2 separate regions of the Homo sapiens genome follow, and region 2 is linked to region 1. A link is a contact called in ENCODE Hi-C data. All regions are on one chromosome and are shown on one strand. Each heading gives the region's core, a stretch centred on a gene start or an enhancer-like site at or near the end of the contact. The rest is flanking DNA. Distances are from core to core; before and after follow the strand shown. Region 1 has its middle 72 kb from the start of RPS6KA2-AS1. Region 2 holds the start of RPS6KA2-AS1 (RPS6KA2 antisense RNA 1).

What was found. A loop is a pair of places that touch in the nucleus more often than their neighbours do. Pooled maps may share reads with other maps.
Region 2: a loop to region 1 is called in a map with no recorded cell type, with 4 times the contacts of the local background. The contact joins the promoter of RPS6KA2-AS1 here to the enhancer-like site in region 1. A Hi-C loop is called at or near these places in 2 of 168 maps with a recorded cell type or tissue (HCT116 and heart left ventricle), 7 of 37 single-sample maps with no recorded cell type and 5 of 50 pooled maps.

The regions. Positions count from the first base shown.
Region 1 is chr6:166,829,049-166,833,880 of GRCh38, forward strand. It overlaps a transcript of RPS6KA2 not described here. Among named protein-coding and RNA genes, the nearest start is that of RPS6KA2-AS1, 72 kb to the right of the region's middle. Within about 2 kb of position 1,608, at least 2 of the 41 ENCODE cell types and tissues checked have a DNase peak (open chromatin) inside an H3K27ac peak, as active enhancers do.
Region 2 is chr6:166,900,056-166,904,986 of GRCh38, forward strand. RPS6KA2-AS1 (RPS6KA2 antisense RNA 1) reads left to right here and starts at 3,643. Exons shown (of 2, transcript NR_046644.1): 1 at 3,643-3,733; 2 at 4,245-4,931. RefSeq lists enhancers at 1,728-2,227, 3,398-4,079, 4,080-4,760.

The DNA.
Region 1 (4,832 bases), core at 358-2,857:
ACAGAAGACTACAGGTGACCAATAAGCACACGGAGAAACGCTCAACATCACGAATCATGAGAGAAATGCAAATTAAAGCCACAGTAAGGCACCACTTCACTCCCATTGGTATAGCTGCTATCAACGAAGCAGAAAATAGCAAATGGCAAGGATGTGGAGAAACTGAAACCTTTGTGGCACTACTGGTGGAAATGTAAAATAGTATAGCTGCTGTGGAAAACAGGACGGTGGTTCCTCAAAAACATTTAAAAATGAATTATCGGCCGGGCGCGGTGGCTCACGCCTGTAATCCCAGCACTTTAGGAGGCTGAGGCGGGTGGATCAGGAAGTCAGGAGATGGAGACCATCCTGGCTAACACAGAGAAACCCCGTCTCTACTAAATATACAAAAAATTAGCCGGGTATGGTGGCGGGCGCCCGTAGTCCCAGCTACTCCAGAGGCTAAGGAAGGAGAATGGCGTGAACCTGGAGGCGGAGCTTGCAGTGAGCCAAGATCGCGCCACTGCACTCCAGCCTGGGCAACAGAGCGAGACTCTGTCTCAAAAAAAAAAAAAAAAAAAAAAAAAAAAATTATTATATGGTCCATCAATTCCCCTGCTAGATTGAAAAGCAGAGACTTAAACAGGTATTTGTCTACCCATGTTCACAGCAGCTTGACTCACAGTACTCTGAAGATGGAAGCAACCCAATGGTCCATCAGCAGACGAGTGGAAGAACAAAATGTGATGTGTATATACCTACAATGGAACACCGTTCAGCCTTAAGAAGAAAAGGAATTTGTCTGGGTGCAGTGGCTCATGCCTGTAATCCCAGAACTTTGGGAGGCAGAAGCAGGTGGATCACCTGAGGTCCAGAGTTCAAGACTAGCCTGGCTAACATGGTGAAACCTCATCTCTACTTTTAGTATTTTTAATTTTTAATACAAAAACTATCTGGGCGTAGTGGTGGGCGCCTGTAATCCCAGCTACTCCAGAGGTCAAGGGAGGAGAATCGCTTGAACCTGGGAGGCGGAGATTGCATGAGCCGAGATCGCACCATTGCACTCCAGCCTGGGCAACAAAAGCAAAACTCCATTTCAAAAAAAAAAAAAAAAGAAAGAAAGAAAGAAAGAAAGAAAAGAAAAGGAATTTTCACACATGCTACAACATGGAGCCCATAACCTTGAGGACATTACGCTAAGTGAATATACCAGTTGCAAAAAGACAAATGCTGTGTGATTCTGCTTACATGAGGTGCCTAGAGTGTCAAAATTATAGAGACAGAAAGTAGAACAGTTGCTGTCTCATTGGGGAAGTGGCTGAGGGAAGTGGAGAACAGAGAGTTGGTTAGTTTTTAACAGGCAGAGAGTTTCAGTGTTGCAAAATGAGAAGTATTCTGGAGGTGGATGGTGGTGATGGTTGTACAATGATGTGAAAGCCCTGAATACCTCTGACATACTTAGAAACCGTTAAGATGGTACATTTTATATTTTTATAATTTCTTTTTAAAAAAAGCTCATCGCTGATACAAAGTATAAAACATCTCTCCCAATACATGCACAAGAAATGACACATGCAGAGTTCATGGACAATTTCCTACGAGGCAAGGGAAGTAAGGCCTGCCCTCTAAATCTGCCTTAGCGTGTGAGCCCACAGCTTTCTGCTGTGGGTTCTGACATTTCTCATCACACCAAGCGTCAGTCCTCTCAGACCCAGATCTGAAAGCGGGGGCTGAAACCTGTGTTACTGCCTTAGCTGTCATCTCCATGGCTGTGTGGGATCCCAGAGCCACAGCCTTCCGTCCTGGCACTGTGTTGATTTTTAAGGCCTTTTCTTTGAGATTTGGGACATTATTGTTTCCTCTTTCCCAGCTCCCCCCTATCAAGCTAGAGCCCTGACCATTAGGCACTCTGGCCAGACCCAGGCTCTCCCTTGGGCTGGGTCACACGCTGTGGTTGGGGAGTTTCTTCTGCAACGAAGGCCTCCCTGGACCCCTGACTCACCACGCATGTGGCCAACCACACCTCTGAGGGCCTGGAGCCCAGACCCTCCAGTGGCAGGGGGTATTGGGTCCATCCACGGAGAGAACCCCTGATGGAAGAGGCGCCTCCCTCCTGGGCCATCCACACTGACAATGCAGCTGCTCCCTGCCCCCACCTCCTCCTCCACTCTCCGCAGGTGTTGGTCCTGCGCACCTCACTAAACTTGCTCAGAGGCAGGTTCCTCAGAGGCTGCTCCACGCATCCAGGACCGGAGGCCTCACCAGGGATCCCTTCTCAGATCCTTACCCTCCCTGCCATCTCTCTTCTGCTCAGGTCCACAGTGGGTCCGTGGCCATGATGACTATGGAGCTTCTCTACTTCAACTTGAATTTGCCCTTCCTTCAACCACTCTGTGTATTTCTACACCAGCATGACACCTTCCCCCCTGCCCCTGCCAGACAGAAAGCTTCAGCTGTAAGGGCAGTGAGGACCAAGACACTCTTGCCTTGTCCGCACCTCTTCACAGGCTCCTTCTTCCCACAGAGGAAGGCTTGGCCCCCACTGAGAGACGCTCCCTTAGGGAACAGGTGCTGTTCTATTTCCATGCCGCATTTGCCCTCACCTTCCCTGGGCCTGGGCTCGGTAGCAAAAGACCACAGAGAGAAATTCCAAAACTGAGAATAAAAACTATAACAGGAAATATTTTTAAACAAATTGTATTTTACCACATCTACATACATACACACAATAACAGAATTACATACTAGATAGATGATAGATACATAGATAGATGATAGATAGATAGATGATAGATAGTAGACACATACATAGGTAATAGATATATAGATACATATATACATAGATGATAGACAGATGATAGATGGATAGATAGATGATGGATGGATAGATAGACAGATGATAGATAATAGATGGATGGATAGATAGCTACATAGATACATACGTAGATAATAGATACACAGATATATGGATGATAGATACATATATACATACATGTATAGATGATACATGATAGATAGATAGATAGATAGATAGATAGATAGATAGATAGATAGATATAGATAATCTACAGTAGTGAGTTGGTTGCATGTTATGACCGAGGAAGAATATAAGATGCGTACCAGATTTCTGATTTGGCCTTGAAAGTGACCTGGGAGTATTTTTAATGAAGTAAACAGGAAGAAAGTGGCTGATGGTGTTGGAATTTGCCTGGCCTGGGAGGAAGAGCTGAGTTAGGATAAGAGGAGTGGGATTTGGACACATTGGCTGTGCTGAGGAAGTTGGGGGGGAAGCTCCAGGCTCTCAGCACATGTTTGGATTTACTCACAGATGCACAGATAGCAGAGGCTGAGCTGGATTTTGAATCCAGTTTGAATCTACTTCTGACAGACCCCAGAGCCCAGGCTTGGAACCCCAGGCAATACTGCCCCTGGCTACACCAAGATATTACTCTAGAGACAAAAATGCAATACACTTTTAAGTATAATAGCCAAAAATGGAAATTCTGTTGGTGTTTTCTCTATGGTAAGTCCGCTCATGTCAAGAGAAACTAACTCCATCTTGAAAATAAACTTTCTGAATCCCTCTCTTAAGAAGCATGCTGGGAGGTCGCAGTGCCCCACAGTTTAAATGTTAGGAAATGCAGGAGATCCAGAAAATTGACAGATTTATTACTAAATGTTTACTTTTGATGTTCAATGTCATTAATTTGATCTAACTGGGGAAATTGTCAGAATTAGCGAAGATCATGAATCACTGAAGTATATTTAAATGTCATTTTATTACTTCCAAGCACTCATAATTAAAGAAACTAAATGTTAGAAAAGAATTGAGCCAAGACTTTAATCACGATACCTTAAAGAGCAAATTTTAATTATAATGTTCACATTAAAATGTCTCATTGCAAATAGATCTTGCCAATATGTTTGAAAGCAGCTTGCTCTCTTATGTAAATGCAGTTTAATTTGCTTAATTAAGATGTTTAGCAACTTTTTCTTTCATAATACAAATAATCATAATAGCAGACATTTATTGAGTGCTTACTGTGTGCCCACAGTTAGCCAAGCACTTGCATGGTACTACCACATTTCATCCTCACAACCATGAAGAAAATACAAATATTATCCTACACGTGATGAAACAAGCTTAGAAAAGGCCAAAGTGGTGAAATAGACTCACAGCCAGGTGATCTGATGGAAGAAACCATTCTTAGCCAACAAAGGAAGGCATCAGGAACAACAAAGATGAAACTGTCTACATCTACATTAATAGAATCCAAAGCAAGTCAGTCTATAACTGAATATGGACTTTTCCTTTATGATGTAATATTTGAAACTGTAACTCCCTAGAGTTTATGTTTTTCTAAGTCAGATTTATTGAAGTTTAATTTACCTACAGGCGAATTCACTTCCTTTAAGTGTAGAGATCAATGAATTTTTACAAATTTGTACAGTCATGTAACCATGATGACAACCAAGGCATGGCACATCTCCCTGCCCTAAACGCTTCCCTCATGTCCCTTTGTCAGTTTCCTCCGGCAGCCCACACATCCTGGACACCACTGGTCTACAGGTAGAAGTGGAGTATGCAATACATAGTATTTGGGCCTGGCTGCTTTCCTTCAGACTAATTCTTGTGAGATGTACTTGTGTTGCTGCAGTCACCCCTGGTTTGTTCCTTTCATTGCAGAGAAGTGTCCCAAGTTTAGACGCAGAACACAATCTGTTTATCTATTCACGAGTTTATCATTTGAGCAGGTTCCAGCTTTTTGTGATTATGAGTAAACTGCTGTAAATGTCCACATTCAGGCATTTTCATGGATGTATGTTTTTATTCCTTTTGCATAAATTCCTTT
Region 2 (4,931 bases), core at 2,393-4,892, 73 kb after region 1:
GAAAGCCAGGGGAACGCACAGAGTAAATAGAACGCAATGGGAACGCACAGGAAAGAGAACGCCACGGGAACACACCGGGGGAGAACGCCAGGAGAACACACTGAGGAGAGAACTCCGCGTGAACACAATGCGGGAGAACTCCAGGTCAACGCACGGAGAGGAGAACGCCTGCTGAATGCACGGGGTTGGAGAACGCCGGTGAACGCCGGTGAACGCACGGGGAAGAGAACGCCACGTGAACACACGGGGGAGACGCCGCACGAACACACAGAAGGGAGAATGCCGGGTGAACACACACGGGGGAGAACGCCCACGCGAACGCACAGGGTAGAGAATTCCGGGTGAAGGCACAGGAGGGAAACGGCGCGCGAACGCTCAGCGGGGAGAACGCCTGGTGAATGCACGGGAGGGAGAAGGCCAGGTGAACGCACAGGGGGAAAATGCCGCGCTAAAGCACACGGGAAATAACGCCGAGCAAACACACAGGTGGGAGAACGTCGCACGAACGCACAGCGTGGAGAACGCGACGTGAACGCACACGGGGAAGAACACTGCGCGAACGCACAGCAGGGAGAACGCCACTTGAAAGCAAAGTGAGGGGAGAATGCCGCGTTGAACGCACAGTGGGGAGAACAACCCGCGAACTCATAAAGGGGAGAACGCAGCGTGAAAGCACACAGCGGGGAGAACGCCTGGGGAACGCAAAGAGTAAAGAGAATGCCTTGGGAACGCACAGGAGAGAGAACGCAACCTGAACACACGGTGGGGGCTGGAGGAAGAACGTCGGGAGATCACACAGGGAGGAGAACGCCAGGTGAACGCACAAGAGAAAACGCCTGGTGAACGCGCAAAGAAAGGAGAAAGCCAGGTGAACGCACAGGGAGAACGCCGCACAACCGCACAGGTAGGAGAAAGCCATGTGAACGCACAAAGAAAGGAGAACGCTGAGTGAACGCACACAGGGCCGAGAACGCCAGGGGAACGCACACAGTAAAGAGAACACCGAGAACGCCGTGGGAACGCACAGGAGAGAGAACGCCACGTGAACACACGAGGGAGAACGCCGCGGGAACACACAGAAGGGCGAATGCCCGGCGAACGCACAGAGGGGAGAACGCCAGGGGAACACGCACGGGGGAGAACGCTGCGCGATCACACAGCGGGGAGAACACCGGGTAAACACACACTGGGGAAAACACCGCGTGAACGCATAGAGGGGAGAACCCCGGGTGAACACACAGAGGGGAGAGCTCCGTGTGAACACAAAGGGAGGAGAACGCCTGGTGAGCACACACGGGGAGAGAACACCGCGCGGACCCACAAGGGGGAGAATGCCTGGTGAACGTACAGCGGGAGGGGAGAACGCTGGTGAACGCACAGCGGGGAAAACGCCATGTGAACGCACAAAGGAAGGAGAACGCCAGGTGAACTCATACAGGGGGTAGGAACGCCAGAGGAAAGCACACAGTAAAGAGAAGGCCGTGGGAACGCGCAGGGGAGAGAACGCCGGGAGAACACAGAGGGAGGAAAATGCCAGGTGAACGCACAAGGGGGAAAACGCCTGGTGAACGCACAAAGGAGAAAGCCAGGTGAACGCACAAGCAGCAGAACGCCAAGTGAACGCACGAGGGGAGAATGCTGCGCCAACACACACGGGAAACACAACCGCGCGAGCACGCAGTGGGGAGAACGGCACGCGAACGCTCAGCAAGAAGAACGTAAGTTGAACGGACAGCGGGGAGAACGCCGCCCTAACACACGCGGGAAATAACGACGCGTGAACACACAGCAGGGAGAACGCCGCGTGAAAGCACAGGGGGGAGAACGCCGCGTGAATGCACACACGGGAAATAACGCCGTGTGAACACACAGCGGGGAGAACGCCGCGTGAACGCACACAGGGGAAATAACGCCGCGCGAACACACAGGGGGAAGAACGTCACAGGGACGCACAGTGGGGAAACGCCATGTGAACGCACAAAGAAAGAACGCCACGTGAACTCGCACACGCGGGGAGAACGCCGGGGAAACGCACACAGTAAAGAGAACGCAGTTTGAACGCACAGGGGAGAGAACGCCACGTGAACACACAGAAGGGAGAATGCAGTGCGAACACACAGAAGGGAGAACACCTGGTGAAGGCACAGAGGGGAGAACGCCGAGCGAACGCACAGGGTGGAGAATGCCATGTGAACGCACAAAGAAAGGAGAACCCCTGGTGAACGCACACAGGAGAAAGAATGCCGAGGAACGCACAGAGTAAAGAGACCGCCGTGGGAACACACAGGGGAGAGAACGCCACGTGAACACATGGGGAGAACGCCGCGGGAACACACAGAAGGGCGACCGCCTGGTGGATGCACAGAGGGGAGAACGCCAGGGGAACACACACAGGGGAGAACGCTGGGCGATCACACAGGGTGGAGAACGCCGGGTAAATACACACTGGGGAAAACGCTGTGCAATCGCATAGAGGGAAGAACGCCGGGTGAACACACAGGGTGCGTTCTTCCATCATGCGGCTGCGCCTGAGTCTCTGAGTCTACTCTGGCTTAGAAGGCTGCCTGATTCGCAAATTGTTTATTGCTCAATTACATGCTTTTAAATTTAATTCAGCTGAAGTGTTTCTTTTCTCACGGCCCACCCACTAGATGTGGCTCTGTCACTGGTGCTGGCCAGTGGGGCGTGGAGGGACCGGTGTCCTTCCCAGCACAGACACAAGGAAGCGGCTGTGCCTTCTCCACACTCTTCTCCCTGACTCTTGGCTACAGCTGTAAACCCAGGGTTAGATTCAGGGGCCTGTGACCTCCAATGGGAAAACAACTGCATTATTTGTACCTCATATTTAGTATTTCCATCAATTATGAGTGTAGGCAAAAAAGCACAGTAGCTTCAGCAGGACTGGTGTTTTGCTGGCAGTACAAAACATTTTCATATCCTATTCCTTGCTGTCTTGTGTTTTCTTTAATGTGTTAAAAAATCTTATTCTGAGACCATCAGGCCACTGGAAGGGGTTCATGGCACAAAAAAAGATGCAGCCCAGCAATAAGGTGAAAGAGAGATGACGGAGCCACTGGACACAAGAAGCCTTGCACCCTGAGTCACCCCGTGGAGCACTGACGAGCCTCGGCTCCTGATTCATTATGCGGAGTGCTGCCTAGTACCAGGAGCAACAGCACTGGACAGGGACATGAGTAAGAAATAAAACTTCCAGAGCGTGAAGCTAGTGAAATGATGGGATGTGTTTATCACAGGGCTAGCATCATCCTAACCAGCATGGAGACATGCGGGGCTGTGAACGGGAGCCTAGAGCTGCAAATTAGACAAGCCTGGGCCAGGAGACCTTTTGCAGGCTGCAAAGCTGCTCTCTCCTTTGCCTCCTCTGTACCTCAAAGGACCTGGGGTGGTGAAGGGAGTTGTGGGCCGACCTGAGTCAGCCTGAACAGGCTGTTCCTTCAGCAGATTCCTCAAGCTCTGCCCCGGCCCCTTCCTCGGCCCACCCCAGCTTGCCCTCCAAGGGGTATTATCACTGTGACCCTCGTCTCCTCCTCCTGTTCAGGCTTTGCCTTGGCAGCGCAGCAGTGCCCCTCTGCAAAGGGGTCTCGCATGCTGTTCAGCAGCTCTCTTCCCGCCACAGCGATGGGCAGCCGGATCCCAGCTGGAACTCCGCCACATCCCAGGAATGTGAATACCAGTGGAATCCGGATAGGACGGTGTGACCCAGGCACAGTGGGTGAGAACCGGAGCTTGGCTAGCAGGCAGGGGTTCAGCTGCTTCCTGACCTGTGCCCTGGCACCTCTGACCTGGCCGGAGCTTCTCAGGCAGTGACCACTGCTGAAACTTTGAGACCCCAACATGTGTGGGAGCATTTCTAAGCCTTCCTTGCATGGACACACTCCTCCCTAACGCTGTCCCATTTTCCAGACAGGGTCTCACCCACCCCGCACTGCTGCCCCCAGTGCTTTGATTCAGCCCCTCAGCTGTGAATGGAGTTGGTTCCTCATATGAGATCTCAATAAGACTATGGTGGGAGTCGGCGTAGAGCAGGGAAAGCCTGGACTTTCTGCCAGAAGGTCGGGGTGGGGCAGTGCAGGCCACGGCACCTCCCGGCTCTGTGCACAGGGTGGGCCACCCCAACCCGGCTCCTCACACTTCACGGCATGCAGCAGCCTCCTGGGCCCTGGGAACATGCAGACTCTGAGCAGCAAGACTGCGCAGGACCCGACATTTGCATTTCTAAACAGCTCCCAGGGGACGCCAATGCTGCGGGCTGAGGCCCACGCTGGAGGAACACCGGCCAGTGGGCAGCTTTGGGTGAACTTCAGAGTGGGTGGAAGCGCAGCTGCCCCGCCTGCCCCCACGGCTGCTGCGCGATCAGGAAACACAGCACACTCCTAAGTGAGTCGTCACCATGGTGACTTTTGGATTCCCACTGCCAGTTCCTGTGGAGTCAGAGAGATCTTAGCTCAGAAGTGCTGACAGCAGGGGCTGGCTGGCCACTGGCCACATGGGAAGAGGAGAAAGGCAGCAGGAGCCACCGTGAGGCAAATGAGCTACAAGACGCCGCTCCGTCTGATTTCCCGCCACAGCTCCCAACACAGGTGAAATGGCTCAGAACAGCTCAGCATGTCCTACTGAGGGGCAGGAAGGATGCTGAGAAAATCCCAGGCAGCGGTCTCAGCTGGGATGTAATTTGAGGGCGAAAAAGTTGTGTTGCTTGCGGTTTCTTCCTTGCTCCTTGCAGGTTATATTTGAAATGAATGTCAGAGCCATGCGGCCGCTGCCAACTAATTCCCAGCTAAGAAGGTAAACACCAGCATCACCTGGGTCTTCTGGTCTACCTGATTCTGCAGCTCAGAGGGAACCATGCAGCTGGCAAAAATGACAGCGAGGGCAGGACTATGACCCAATTAAAGGAATGTGAGTTAAAA